2 separate regions of the Homo sapiens genome follow, and region 1 is linked to region 2. A link is a loop called in an ENCODE intact Hi-C map of the cell type or tissue named here. Cell type or tissue: PC-3. All regions are shown on one strand.

What was found. Hi-C counts contacts between places; a loop is a spot of excess contacts. Peaks named below come from ENCODE experiments on the same cell type or tissue, not always from the same donor. Only the 100,000 strongest peaks of a DNase experiment are listed, where the experiment ranks them.
Region 1: it touches region 2 in a loop (4-fold over the local background); 2 of 110 quality-filtered maps call a loop at or near these places.

The regions. Positions count from the first base shown.
Region 1 is chr7:156,468,757-156,476,756 of GRCh38, reverse strand. RNF32-DT (RNF32 divergent transcript) reads left to right here. Exons shown (of 4, transcript NR_026865.2): 4 at 4,046-4,658. Among named protein-coding and RNA genes, the nearest start is that of LINC00244, 68 kb to the left of the region's middle. In PC-3, a CTCF peak has its summit at 3,072 (motif pointing right); DNase peaks (open chromatin) are centred at 906 and 2,416.
Region 2 is chr7:155,958,105-155,966,104 of GRCh38, reverse strand. It overlaps LOC389602 (a long non-coding RNA gene), which reads right to left and starts at 4,764. Exons shown (of 2, transcript NR_144629.2): 1 at 4,555-4,764; 2 at 1-1,653. RefSeq lists an enhancer at 3,010-4,209. In PC-3, no CTCF peak of the experiment used is centred here; DNase peaks (open chromatin) are centred at 824, 3,624 and 6,114; H3K4me3 peaks cover 1,302 bases; H3K27ac peaks cover 3,812 bases.

The DNA of each region.
Region 1 (8,000 bases), 510 kb before region 2:
TACAGAAACATGGATGATGCCCCCCAAAGTTAAAAATGAGGTGGACTTATAGGTAGTTGAAGACTGCAAAGCCTCTCAATATAATTTTCTGAAGCCCTTTTTGTAATACCCATGCTAAACCTTCCTGTTGTCCGTGCTTTTCCCCATGCAGGGACGTGCTGTGGGCAGGGGTTGGAGATAGAAATGGATTGACTTTGGCTCCATGACTCGCTCACTGGGGAAGTTGTAAGCTGGTTGCTTGGAGGAGACAGAGGGCTTTGCAGAGAGAAAAACCTGGTGTGGATTTTTGGTGCTCTCAAAGCCATGTTGGATTCAAACTCATTAACCACTCTTCCCACCTCCTCTAGTGGAATCTGGCACCATGAGAGATGGACACAGAGTGGTTTCTTTTGGAGGAGAAGGAAGGTGGGATTTGGGATTCTCCTCTGCCTGAGTAGGGCATTGATGGGACCCTGAGGACACAAAGCATGGGTGTCTCCCATGTGGACCCTATAAGTTGGGGGGATGGCAGTGTGCCCACTTGCTGTCTTCAGGTCCTAGGCCACGTGCCCTTCCCTTCCTGTTCTTCCTTCTTCCCTTCTCACGGCCTCTCCTGGTCTCCATCTCTTCTTGTTGTTTTCTTTCCTTCTCTCTCATCTGCTTGTGCATTTGTGCATTCATTCCATCAGCGTTTACTGAGCACCTTGTACCAGGCAAGCATGCGAACTCTGCCCTCAAGAGCCTGCAGCCCAGGGCTCAGGACACATCAATGAGGTTGATCAGGCATGAAATAAGATCAAAATGGAGGAAGGAGCTGCTTGAGCATGGGGGGGTGGGGTGGAGGCAGGGCTGGCCCTGTTTAGGGACTTGAGGACACTCCTGGGAGGAGCTGGCTTTGGGCTGAGTCATCCAGATGAGTAGGAGTCTGCCAAGTGGACAGGCATTCCAGAAAGGCACATTGCACGTGGGAAGCAAGGGAAATGGGCCAGGCCACGTCCTGAAAGAATTAGGTTTGTTATTCCTGGGGCAGTAAGCAGCTCTGAGGTTGTCAAGCGACGGAGCTCAGTGTGGCAGGAGCATGGGGAGTGGTGGGGATGAGCCTGTGGGCCATCCATCCTGTAGACGTGGGACTGCAGTCTATGGTTGGTTTATAGCTCAAGGGAGATGCCAGACCTGTTGTACAGACTAACAGATAACTGCCAGTGACCAGCTGCCTTGGGGACATTGCTTCTGACGTTCCTTGTATGGGTTTCTTGTAACCCTCATAGCAACCCTGCACAGAGTGCATGATTGGCTCCATTATAGGAACGAGAAAGCCAAGGGTCAGAGAGGTGGAGTCAGTCATCTGAGGTTAGCACCTGGCCAGTGGGTGACGTGAGGCTGAGAAGCCTGACATGCTTCCTCCTTCATGCCAGCACCCCCCTCCGTGTGTGGTGAGCCGCAGGGATTGAGTGTGGACAGTGGTAGTAGTGTGTGGTGTGTGGCTGCATGGCTGTGGCTGGAGGATGTGGTGGACTTGAAGTGTTCATTAGCATTGGCTGCTCTCAGCCTTCTCAGTTAAACATGCACAAGCCTGCTGTCTGTCACTGATTGCCGTCTCCTCGAGCCTGTGCTGAGGTGTAGGTTCACATGGCCATGCAGACGTGGGTTGCAGAGCAGGCAGAGCTGGGTGGGATTCCAGCTCCATCATGTTCCCGCTCAATGGCTTTACCTTTTTTGCTCAGTTTCCTCATCTTTAAAGTGAAGGGAATAATAGCGTCTACCTTAAAGAGTTTTTAGATAAATCACTTAAAACATAGCAATTATGTAACAACTGCCAACAAGTACTAGTTATCATCATTGGACACTGTAAAATGTTTAGTGTCCAAACCTATAAAATAGCTCCTAAATTGAATGATCTCATGGTCTAGCTGGGAAAATAATGTGTAATTCAAAAATAAAAATAAAAATGTCAATTCTGTACAGAAATTCCCAAATGAATGTGTAGAATCTACTATCCGCACCAAGGAACGTGGAGAGATCACAACTTGGAGCCCCTGCAGAAAGTGTTTAGGGAAACAATGGGACTTGAACGGGAGCCTGGAGGCTTTAGGTAATGAGAGAGGAAGGGAGAGAATATTCTAGAAAGGAAGAATACCAGGTGAGAAGGTTTATGATGTATTTGGAAGCCACCTCCTGTGCCAGTCGGGCTGAAATACTGAGTTTGTGTGGAAGAATATGGGGTGAACCATGGAGAAAACTGATGAAATAAGATGGTGGGTCAGCATCATCCCAGAAGCCAACTACTGCTTGGAGAAGAGTTAACTCAGTGGCTGTCTGTACGATGAACTGAAGTCAAGAAGAAATTAGAAGCAAGGATGAAACAAGCGAAGTAAACCCTTCTATGTTTAACCACAACTTTGTAAACGCAGTGACTCATCTCCATTCATGGGTGTCAGCTTGGTTCTGAGCATGCAGATGAATGTATCCAACCAGGGCTGAGGAAGCCGGGTTGACCCTGAGCTTTGGCCTTTTAGTTCCGTTCCTTTGCAGGCAGATACAACTAGGAAACGAGGCCCATATTTTGAGAAGTAAAAATATTCTACTCTGAGATCTTTGCAGTTTTATTTCCCTAATTATTTTGGATAATCAACATTTTCATTTTTTTTTTCCAATTTTCAAATCAACTTTAGATTTAGCCCCTTAAATATATCTTTTAGGAAGTAGCATCTTGTTGCCTTAGGAACAGTGTTTGAAAAAGTTCTCATTTGTGCTGTACACTTCAATGATAAAGAAAGTTCACTGGCATCCCCCTGTGGAAAATGCTTTTATCATTTAAAAAAACATATGCACATAGAAAGAGTTAGTAGAAGTCACTATGTTGTAAGAGCCCAGGGTTGGTATTAGCAGAACTTAATGTATTCTCTCTCAAAATAAGATCATTGTTGGAAAAACTATAAATAATTTTCAAGTTTATTTTCAGATTGAGTTTGTTGTTAGTAGCACTTTAGGATTTACTGTGATGAAAGACAACGGTTGTGTTTTTAAAAAGTGTTCCCCACTTGGACTAACAAAGGGACTCAGCACTGCAGCCTCGATGGAACGTTCTTTCTCTGTGCAGGCACCAGATGGCGCCAAGCCGCAGGTCCTTCACCTGGATTAGTTCATTATTTTAAAAAAGAATTTGGGAATTATGGCTGCTGGCATTCAGGGCTCACTAAAATTTGTGTAATGTTTCCAGCTGTGGATAGAAGCGTCAAACGCTATGTTTAATATGTTTTTCCGGAATTTATTCTCATCAGTGGCTGGAATTGGAAGGCCATCTTCCCTCTCAATTCTTGACTTTGGAGGGAAGTGAGGGAAGCAGCTTTCTGCTTAGGCTGTCCTGGGCAAAATCTGGATATCTGCACCACCTTCCTTACAGTTTTTCTGTTGTGCTTCCCTTTAACCTGTGTAAAAGTGATTTACTAGGAGTAACTTACACTAAAGTGTCAGTGACTTATTTCACTAGAGGAATAGTCACAAAAAATAATGTCAGATGCAAAGGGTTAGGTTGCTAGAGGATTTTTAACTCTCAGTGACAAGGCAGTTCAGAAACTATGTTTAAGATTTACATTTACTTTTTTACCTCTAACCTTACTAATACTGTTTTTATGTGAACAGATAATAAAAACATATGACATTTTGTATGATGAATTTTTCTTACCAAGGCAAATTTGGTTTTGGATGTTTTCACAAGAGTAGTAAAATTAAGATTAGCCACGCTGAGCTCACAATGAACAAAAAAAAATAGTTTTTGGAGGTTTGATTTGAACTCTGAGAGGAACAGCGTAAGAAATAGAACAGGAAAAGACCTCCGAATATCCAGGAATGTTGTAATTGACATATTTGAATCTGAAAACACTGTTTATCCTTGCGGCTAATGCAGGGTAATATACACTGCCAATGCTTAAAACAAACGGGGTAAATGCCACTGCTGAAATTACAGCTTCTGCTTACATTCTTTCAGCTTATCCTTTATTTTTATAAAAATATTCCTCTTGCTGAACATATATTTTGAGATTAAGCAGTGTCTTTTCTTTCTCAGGGAAGAATATTTCTCAGCCCTCCGTTCTCAAGACAGATGAGTGCTTTAGAAAGAGGACTCTGCAGCGGTGAGGAGGATGGAATGACAGGCAAAGCACGCAGGACCAGGAGATGGCTTCGTTCCCTCAATCACTCATCCAAAGACGTTTAATGAGCACCTATTGTGTGTCAGGCATTGTACCGGGCAATGGGGATATCGTAGTCAGTAATAAGTGAGGAGAGATGAGTTCATTTGTGAGAGGCTCTGACCAGTGGAATCAGAGGAAGGGAGTTCCCCTGGGTGGGCCAGGTTCAAAGACATTTTGGAAGTAGAATCTGCAGAACATGATGATCTTTTGGAAACAGGGCAGGGACGTGAATGAGCACGTAATGTCCCCATGGGTTTGTCTTTCCGAAGGTTTAAAATCCTCAAGAATAAGGAACATAGGCATGTGTCGTAACGGTCTCCACAGTGGGGGAGTATTATGTTAGTGCACCTGCATGTTAACTCTGCTCATGAAGGGGCCACGTCTTCACCACCACAAAGCCTCAAGCATGCATATCTGGTCCCTCCAACCCCCTCCCTATTGAGGTGCAATAAAGGCCCATGTTTCTCCTAGTATGGGAACAGAACTAAGTCCTTTGTTCTATTATTTGACATGTATTGACTCAAGCATTCGATGAGTATTGATGAAGTGTGTTCTAAGCTTGTACCGGGCTAGGTCTTCTACTGCAATCCCCACGCTTATAAACCTTGCCAACCTGAGCCACCTGCAAGCTTTCTGACCTTGGGCGTCCTCATCTCTTCACCTCCACTGGTAAAGATGAGCTAACTGGTAAAGATGAGCTATGGAAAGAACGTGGAGTAGTCCTCGGCACATAGTAGGAATTTAGTGAATATCAGTTCTCTTCATTCACAAGCACTTAATAGGCCAGGTACTGGAACAAAAGACAAATCAGATGGAAAGAGGCTCATACTGCATCCCGGCCTGGCAGAATGAGAGCGGCTCCTGGAACCGGGATTCCACGTCAGCTTTCAGCTTTTTTTCTGCTTTTTCCTTCTTCTCAGGCCTTTCAGGATTTGGTTCTTGTTTTAAAGCTTCTGACGGAGAGAGCCAAGTAGCCTGTCCTTGCTCTACGGGCTGGGAAGCAATGAGTGATTGCTGAAGAGGCTTTTTCTCAGCAAAGGGCAGAGGCAAAGGAGAGAAGAAAGGAAGGGCCCTGTGCTGTGAAGCAATTTTCTCATTTTCTGCTGCTGGTGCTTGCGTTGTTGTCTTCCTCAACATGCAGGGGAGGCCCAGAGAGGCACTGCTACGGGTTCCAGACATTCCTTGTATTCTCACTGCCTGGCTCTGTCCTCAACCACTTACTTTCGGTGTTAGCGGTGAGTCTCAAAGGAACATTGTGCTGAACTGTTCTCCATCTCAACTACATGATCCTGCAGCCCTCAGGATGAAGGGTTTCGGTCTTTGATTCCGGCGACCTGGAGGCTTGCTTACTGTCAACTCCATGCGGAGAACTGTAGAAAACAGGATAAAGACGAAGACTAGGCCGAGCCGTCCAAGGCAGTGAGTCCACAGTAAGTGGGGCGAGTTAGGCCGTTTCCGCACTGCTATAAAGAAATACCTGAGGTTGGGTAATTTAGAAAGAAAAGAGGTTTAATTGGCTCATGACTCTGTAGGCTGCACAGGAAGCATGGTGCAGGCATCTGCTGGGCTTCTGGGGAGGCCTCAGGAAACATCATCATGGCAGAAGGTGAAGGGGAAGCAGGCGGGTCTTAATGGCGGGAGCAGGAGCAGGAGAGCGGGGAGCTGCCACACACGTTCAAACGACCAGATCTCGTGAGAGCTCCCTCACTATCACGAGAACAGCACCGGGGACGGTGCTAAACCACTCATGAGAAACCACCCCTGTGATCCAGTCACCTCCCACCAGGCCCCACCTCCAACACTGGAGATAGCATTTCAATGTGAGGTTTGGCAGAGACACACATCCCAACTATAGAAAGTGGGCAGGATGGCTGGAGCGGCAAGTGTGGGGAGATGAGGGAGGGTGTCTGAGGGCACTGGAGGCCGCCGGAGGGCAGCCGCGGATGAGGGGAGCTGAGCTGGGCTCGTGGAGGCGGGGTTTCTGTTGACCCGGATGGAGAGACTGGGCGGGCCCGGCCCCAGCCATCCCTGCTAGTCCGCTGAACTGTGGCCTGGGAAGTGGCTTTTCTGTTGGGCCACATTAGTGCTGTTGAGTTCAAGGCTGAGAGCACAGGAAGAATCCTGAGAAGCCTTTTGTGGGGGCCCATCCCGTCCAGGGCCCGTGCATGAGCAGCTGTCATCTGCATGCCATGATGACCGTCACTGTCAGGACCGAGACATCCTTGCGGCCCCACAGGTCGCCACCCTCCTGGCACAGCACACCTGCCAGTCATTTGGTCTTTGCCCGGGTGTCTCGCTGGGACCTACAGTTCAGGTGAAACATCATCACATAGAAACCACTGCAGAGAAATTTCGTAGAGTGCAGTGTCCCTCCAGCTCAGTGAACAACAGTTGATGTTAGGTGATCCTTGGCAAAAATGCTTCATCTTAATCAGAGAACACCTCGTTCTTAGAAGCTCTGTATAGCAGTTTACTTCATAAGCTGGAAGGGCCTTAGAGCTGACCGATCTTTGCTGAGTTTTGTGATTTTTCTACTCTGCTATCCTGACTTTGCCTCTTACCACTTTAAGAATTCCAACCATTCCAGCCAGGAAAACTCACTTCAGCTCCTCAGCTACCAACAGCAAAGACACACATAGAGCTGCCCTCAGATCCCAGAGAAGGAGAAACGTTTGCATGGTGCCCTCTTGTTCTCCTGGGTACAAAGTGTTTCATTTTAATTACTAATTTACCGTAGGAACCCAGGGATTCGTGTATTGCCTCACTTTGTCTTGCAGATCACGAATGTGGTTTTAACAGTTTATTTGTTACGACAAAATTCCATTTTAAGAGAACCTGTAGAATTTTTTTTGGTTTTATTTGTAGGGATTTAGACCATATAATGAGTCCCTTTATAAATGGGTTTAGATAACACAGCGCAGGAGTAGCTTTTGTCTCCAACAGACTGGAGGAATAATAAAATGTAGTCACTACTAAATTATGTCATGGACTGAAGTAGATTTTTACCATTAATTGGATCTAGGCCCTCTGACCTTTTTGCAGGAAGCAAACTAAAGGTATAATAATTTTTACAACGATGAGCTTTCTGCACTTCCAGTAATTTTTTTTTAGAACACTGAAATAATTTCTGGACATTGAAAGAACTCTGACATACTGTTCTTGAGATAAACAGAGCTTTGAATTTCAAGGTTGTCACATTTTTCTTTCTCCATACCCTCTGCCCCCACAAAGTGAAGATAATACAGGTAAATGAACTCAAAGATAACCTGCATTCAGGAACAAAAATCTAATTGAATCACATTTATATTTCTACTGGTCAAGTTTTAAAATGATCTCATTCAGTGTCTTCCCAAGAATATCAAGATAAACAGAAGCAGATTACAACATTTGGCAAATCTAAATGTATATATTCAGTGGCATTTTTTTTTCTTCTGAGATTAAATACTTTTTATAAAACTCAGAAAACTCTGAAACTAAAATTTTGAAAGGAGGCTAAAAAAATGGGAAACTCCAGAAGGGCTTTCCAGGTAATACAGGATGGAGAAGCAAGAGAAAGTTGTAGATGGGTGTTACTGTTGATTTCATATTTCAGTTTATTTTTGCTTTTTCACTTCTGTCTATTTTGCATGTTCTTTGCCCCACATGTTGGTGGGGCCACTATTGTTCTTACCAGCTCCGCTAAACACTGTCTGTTGGTTCAAGATTTTTATCATTTTTAAAATGATGCTTACAAGTCAATTGATAGAACGGAACAAATACTGTGGGTGATTCACAGTCTGTCATTACCATGCTGAAAAGGGAGACTTTTCTGAGTTTAATAATAGGAGG
Region 2 (8,000 bases):
TTTCAATCCATGAACATGGGATGTGTTTTCATCATCTAATTGTGTCTTCTTTAACAGCTTTCATCAACATTTTCTAGTCTTCAGTGCAGTTTTAACATTTTGTTTACAAGTCCCTCACCTCCTTGGTTAAGTTTATTCCCCAAAAGATTATTTTTTTAAAAAATGACTGCATCTAAGCAGGAGGGGGTTCTTCTTCCATTTTCTCCTTTCCTTAGTCAATGCTAAAGTCTAAATAACTGCTACATGGTATTTAATTGTTCCTTTTTAAGAAACCATACTTGCAGGTCAAAATAGCCTTAATAATTGTGTATTGTCAGCTTACTTCAAAGCAGCTCACGTAGATTCCAGCCCAAGACCAGGACCACCCGGGACCAAGAAAGCACATTCTCCAAAGACAACTTTCACTGCAAAGATTAGCTGTGTATAACTGGCGACCATTGGAAAACTGAAGATGAAGGACTGTATTTTTTTTTTAAGTTTTCCAGCATGGATAATGCAGTTAGACTGAGCCCTGAGATTGCTAATTACAACAATCTCAATAAATACAAATAACTCTAACCCATCATGCCACTGGTCTTTGGAGCAAAATAGGAGCAATTATATTTCAAGTAAGTCAGTTCAAAGGCATGACTAAGTCTTTACAAGGAGCCAAATTGTCCATGGGTGTTGAGTGGCTACGAAACATGACGCCCTTCATCTCTGCCAAGGAGCAGGTTCAGGTGTGCGCAGCTGGGTTTGGCCGCCAGCCTTACCTTGGGAGAACAAGTGCTATAGTCCCAGGTCAGACTCCAGGCTGAGCTCAGAACATCAAAGGAAGTCAGTGGTGGAGAGTGACTCATCCTGAGAGCAGCAACATCATCTTGACATCCAAGTACTGTGCATTTTGGATGAAGCTTCCCCTCAACCCTAACGCCATCATAGCCAGGCGGAGGCCTTGAGGAAAGCTCCCCGGTCCAGCAGGCTCACCTTTCACACAACTGTACCTCATCCTTGAACCTCGCCTGCACAGTCCAGCCAGCCCACTGCTGCTGTGCTCCCAAAGGGACGGGGACAAAACATGACAGAGGCCATGGGGCCTGAGCAGGCAAAGGAGTCCTTTACAATTTCTCTTCAGCATGAACCGGTGACATCCCACAGGACAACAAAGACTTATCATGCGAGTAGCTCAAGAGCAGACACAGAATGCCAACTCAGATGTGTCCTTACATGGGCGCTGGGTGAGAGGAGAAGGCAGGTAAGGCCTCAGCCTTCTGAGCACGAGCGGCCAGCCCTGCCAGGCAGTTGACCCAGGCAGTGACAGCAAGCGACAGAGGTCCCTGTCCCAACCCCTCCCCCAGGGTTTCCCCAGCCCTGGGAAGCCACCACTGGGGAGATGCTAGCACCCTCATGTTGGTGCCCCTCCTCCCGTGGTCATGAAGAAACAACAAGCAGGCTCTGACCTCTTGAGGACACACTGGGGAGCAAAAGCAAGAGTAATCAGCGAGATGGGCCGGAGTCCAGCCCGCAGCACAGGGCTCGCCCAGGTGCTCCCTGCTGAGTCTGAGTCCAGCCAACAGCAGCTTGGAAATCAACTGACAAGTTGCTGATCTGAGAGTTATCCATGGTCCCAGGTAACCTGGAAACTGGTGTAGCTCAGAAGAGACACCCACAGACCTATATTGAGAGAAAAGGGGAGTCAGAAGGTATTTAACATTTTTTAACAATTGTGACATTAATTGTGATGCTCATCAGTGCAGGTCCCAGGAGGTGGCTGCCTGGAGAGTGGATCTGATGAGGATCCCACAGTTCCTCCTGCCCACAGCCCTCCCCGCCAGCCTCAGGGTCCCCTCCCCAACAAGGGTCACTCCTCCTGACCAAAGGAAAGGACAAGATGCTGACCGCAGGGTCCCTGCTGAAACCATGTCTTTCCCGGAAAGGGAAAGAAGGGCTGCCACACCCCTGACTCCACTTACCTATGAGCAGGGACACGCCACTTCCTCGGGTTCAAATCCTAACTCAGCCACTTACTGGCTGTGTTGGGGGATTAAAGAGCTCGTTCATATAAACCCCTTCTATGAGAGTCTGCCAGGCACATGGCCGGCCTTAGGCCTTTGTCTGTGGTTATGATTGTTATCTTCGTTAGTCGTCACTTAGAGAGAGACGTGCAGAGCTGCTGTGACGTGGTGTGGAAGACAGCAGAATCAGCAAACACTGAGTTAGAATAGTCGAGGTCAACGGCACAGCTGGGGGTGTGCATGAAATGGGAAGGGGCCACAGCCAAAGGGGCCTCAAAGAGGAGGAAGGCAGGGAGAGCCAGGGAAAAGTTGCCATCCAGCGGGGAGCCCATGGGAACACACGATGGAGGGCCCTGGATGGCCCAAGTACCTGCCGTGCCTCCTGGACCCCCAGCTCCTCCTCTAATAAGCTGTGCTGCCCTGAGGGGGTCAGACAACTCTTCGGAGCTGGGTTCCCTGGAAGGCCCAGCCATCACCCTTCCACCTAAATGGAGGCCTGCAAATCACCAAGACCTCCTTGGTCTCAAAGCTTGGAGCCAGCAGGACATGCAATTGTCTGTGAGCACAGAGCAAGACCACAGCTGGGCCAAACGGTGGCCGCCTCAAAATATGATGTGAGAGAGACTGGCAGGGCCCGCCTTCCCCAAATCATCCACGACATTTGTAAAAACCCCACCACTACGGCTTCATCCCTGTGGATTCATCCTACCACTGTCAGGTGTCAGGAGTCCCTGCCACACGCAGGTTTATACACTGTTGCCTAAACTCTCCAAATTCATCTGAAGCGAGCTCATCACAGCCGCTGTAAGCCCCTACCCTCCACCCTGTCTCTTACCTGGCAGAATACTCATGGTCCACGTGTCTGCAAGCCTGGACCTCAGCCTCAGTGCTCCTTCTCCTCTGCGGCACCCCGTCCCCCCGGCTCTGACGCTTCACTTCCTCCGTGTTTCTTGAACCTCCCCTTTCTCCCAGCCTACATGAGAATCTGGACACCACCGGCCCGATGGCCTCAGAGCCGGGTCCCCAAGCAGGTTCCGGAGGATGCCCTCTGCTCATCCACCCTCTGCAAAGGCCCCCAAGCAGCCTCTCTGTGAGGCTGCACCCCGCAAAGCTGGCATTTGTCTTGGCCCTAAATGGCCGAATATTGTCTATTTCACGTGGTTCAACCCATAAGCAGTGGAGACGACTGCAGAGGTCCTGTTTGGAATCCTCAGTAGCTCCATTTGCCAAGCTGCTTAGCTGCCTAGCTCCAGCCTGTCCTTCCACACTACCCAGCAGCATGAAACACGCAGCTTCCAGAACTCTCCCTGCATTTCGTCTTGGCTGTGACTTGGCTGTGCAGCCCTTTTGCCTGGCCTTATCCACATGTTCTCCTCTCTCTTCCCATTCATCCTTAAGACCCAGCCTAGCTGTCACCTCCTCCAGAAAGCCTTCCTTGACCAACCGTCGTCCACAGTAAGTAGTACCCGTGCTCCTAAAGCTTCCCTGGGATTAATATTGCACTGATCACATTGGCTTCAGTGATGTTTTTCCTTCCACTTCCTGCTCTAGTGTAGAACTCACAGGGCGGGGACAAGGTTTTCATATACCCAGCACGGGGAACAGCAGCCCTTGGTTAACATGTACTGAATGAATCACAGGAAGTGGTGGCTGGAGCTCATTCACACTAGCATGTAAATGACTAATATACATCCTTTCCTGAAAACAACCCTTGATGGAGGAGAGGAAGGGGAAATCCCAGAGCCCCGGGCAAGTGAAGCCAGGGAAGCAGCCCCACCTGGAGAGGGACAGGTCCAGGGAGTTGGGAGGCCCAGCTTCAACCCTGGTTATGAAGGTGGGCTCGGTTCTGCACGCCTCCTAAATGGCTTGGGTGGAGGGAATCGGGGTTCCTATTTGAACAACTGAGAGGCCCTTAAGGCAGTTGCTAAATGGAAAACTTCTCAAAGGGACTGGGAAACGTGGGCAGCTCTGGAAATCGGAGCATCCAAGCAGGAAGCAGCTGAGCAGGTGAACTCCAACTGCCTCTGCTCCAAGCGGCTGGCTTCCCTGCAAACCGCAGTCCTGCCCCCACGCCCACGCACACTGCGGATTGGCACTTCACACAGACTAATTAACAAATAGCAGGGCGATTAAATCACGCAGCCCGTGGTATTTTCCTAACTCCTCTCAGTGGCGGCAGAGCATGAAAGTGAAATCAGGAGCTCTCCCCAGAGGCCCCGCTGCCGACCGCAGGCCACTCTTCAGAAGGAGCAGCAGCCACCGAAGAGGCACAGCCCTCATGCACTCCAGAGACCATGGGCAGCTGCCTCCATGGCCGTGTCCTGCCCTGTCTCCCCTCCCAGCCCTGGGCTGGCTCTGGCCCCCGAGGAGTAGACAGTAGGTCCCTGTCACTGTGGCTTTCCTTGCTTTCTGTCCCTGGGTCTTGCCCCTTGTGCCGAGCTGCTGGCTGCCCCCCTCAGCTCCCACCCACCTCCTCTCAGGGCACAGCTGCTCCAAAGCTGCCCCTGTCCTTCCTCCCCTTGCTCCTGGCATGCACACTGGGTCCCGCCTGGACACTCACCCTCTTGGTTATCTTCTCTCCTGCTGGTCAAGCACCCCTTTCTGCTGGGGTTCATCTCCTCTGAGCTCTGTCCTCTTTTCTTTACACGGCAAACAGAGGACACAGCTGCCCCTCGTTCAAATGCCAGGAGAAGGCTCCCAGCCAGCATTCCAGACAGAACACTCCAGGTGCTCCATGACACACGGACAGATCCTTGCAGAGAAGTGAGACGTTCTAGAGCCTGGACAATTCCATAAATGGCCGTGAGGACTTTGCTTTAAGGACTTTGCTCTCGGAAGCTGGATTTTCCCTCTATGAGTTAGAATTCCATGACAACATGGCACCCAAAACACAGATGCTGTTTACCTCTGTTCATACAGTCAAGCTCATTAAAATTCATTAAAGCCACCGACTATCATTCTACTGAAAATCACTTATAACAAATCAGACTTACAACAGATTTTGATGTTGCATAGTATTCAATTTGATCAAATCAGTCAAGACGTTGAAAGCTCCCATAAGGGGAAGAAGGAGGGCGATGTAGAAATATAAAGGGGTAAAATGACGGTACAATGGCCAGAGTGCAGAGTGCGCAGAAACCGGAATTCACCTTCCTGAAGGCCAGCTCAGGGCAGGATTCTAACACACACACACACACACACACACACACACACGCTCAGGCATTCATGCACATGTACACACGCATGCACACGTGTGCACATGCATGCACATAAGCACACAGTGGCTTCACATTGCTGCTCGATGACTCCTTTCTGACATGAAAACGCTACTTTGCACTTTTCACCCTCTCCCCAACTATGAATTCCTGCATACTTATCCCCAGAAATTAGAATTCACATGGCAGATAATAGAATTTCTGCCAATTAGTTCACTTATCTAACAAGGTAGGCTCTTTCTCTACTGGAAATGGTCATCTGTAGGTTATCATAACATTTCACATGGGCTTCTTCCGGGGAACGGGAAGGAACAAGGACAGTCAGCAATTGTCTCCAGAGCATCGCCTTGCTGGTTTAAATGCTCCAGGAAGTGTTTGCCGTGGGACCAACGGCAGGTAGGGGCACAGGTGGAGTGTGCTGGGGACAGGAGGGGCTGCCTGGGAAGGTAAAAAGGAATGGGAAGAAAGAGAGGGACTATCCCAGCGAGGAGCAGTGTGATCTTGATACCTTCAATGCCTGTGAGCCAAGCATTCAGGATTTATTTCTACCCCAATTATCCTAAGAGAGGCAATGGCCTCATTCAGTGCCATGGAGAAATGGGCTCTAGCTCCTAGATGACAATGGCGGCCAGCCTCTGCGGATGGACAGGAGAGCTGCCAGAGAGAGCCAGGGCCATCCTAGTGGCGGTTGCGAGCCTCACCCCAACCCGCTCCAAACCCACCCCGGAGGCAGGTGCTGCCAACGCCACGTAAAGCACCTGCTGAGGTCTGGGAAAGGCCACGCCCATAATCACGGCAGGGCGTTTGTTGTGCTTCTGAGAGTCAGCCCATTACTCCTGCTGAGACGCCAGCATCTAAGTGCACCAAGAATGCTGTGACTAAGGGCTATTAACTGGGTGGCCCTAGTTGGACTGGAGAAATTGCCTGACTCTCAAAAAGTTCCCCATCTTGTTCCTTTCCAAAGGGTAAGTGTAATGTAGACGTGTGTCATCATTTGTATTGGAAGACACGCTGGCCGCTTCACTGAGTCAGGCTTTCACTGAAACATAATAGCTACTCACCTCCGAAAACAGAAACTATACTGCACTACACTATTCCATATTATACTCTGTGGTGCTGTGCCGTGCTATACTGTGTAATATTATACTGGACTACACTGTATTATGCTATACTATACTACACTATGTTATACTATACTACACAATACTGCATTATACTGTGTGTACTACACTTTCCTATGCTGCACTACACTATGTTATACAACACGATACTATACGATGCTATGCTATACTACACCACACCACGCCATACTGTATTATCCTCTACCACACTGTGTTATGCTACAATACACTACACTATGCCACACTATGCCATATTATACTATACCATACTACATTCCACTACACTACAATATGCTACACTATGCTATGTTATATTATACCACACTATATTATGCTACACTATAGTACACTTGCTACACTATACTGTATCATACTATACTACCCATGCTATACTATGCTATAAAACAATACACTATGCTATGCTACACTATGCTATATTATACTATACTGTGCTCTATTATGCTACACTATTCTACCCTACATTCACTATACTATACACTATACTGCCCTATATACACTATATTATACAGTGCTGTTTTATACTACACTGTACTATATTGTGCTACACTATGCTATGCTATATTATATTAAACTATACCACACTATGTTATGCTACATTATACTATACAATGCTGTATTTTACCATACTGTACTATGTTACGCTACACTAAACTATGCTATGTTATGCTATATTATACTATACCACACTATATTATAATACACTACACCACACTGTGCTACATTATACTGTACCATAATATATTACACTACACCACACTATGCTATGCTATGCTATGTTATACTGTACTGTAGTATATTATACCACACTACACCACACGATGCTACACTGTGCTACATTATACTGTACCATGCTGTTTCTACACTACACCCCACTATCCTACACTATGCCATATTATACTGTATAAGCCTATATGCTACACAATACACTATGCTACACTATACTATACTTTCTTATAGTGTACTATACTATGCTACACAATGCTAAACTTTACTATACAATGCTATATTACACTATACTGTACTATATTATGCTATACTATGCACGCTATACTATATTACATTATACCACACTATATTATGCTACATGATACTACACTATGCCATGCTATACTATACCACATTATATTATGCTACACTATACTACGCTGTGCTACACTATGCTATATTATACTCTTATACCATACTGTAGTATATGATCCTACACTATACAGTACTGTGCTATGCTACACTATATTATACTGTGCCTGACTATATTATGCTACACTATACTACACTGTGCTATATTATACTATACCACACTACATTATGCTACACGAAACTACATTATGCTACACTATACCATACAATGCTATCTTATACTATACTGTACTATATTATGCTACACTATGCTACACTATGCTACATTATAGTATACCACAGTATATTACATTAAACGATACTACACCATGCTACACTATACTATACAATGCTATCTTACACCATACTGTACTATATTATGCTACACTATGCTACGCTATGCTACATTATAGTATACCACAGTATATTACATTAAACGATACTACACCATGCTACACTATACCATACAATGCTATCTTACACTATACTGTACTGTATTATGCTACACTATGCTACGCTATGCTACACTATAC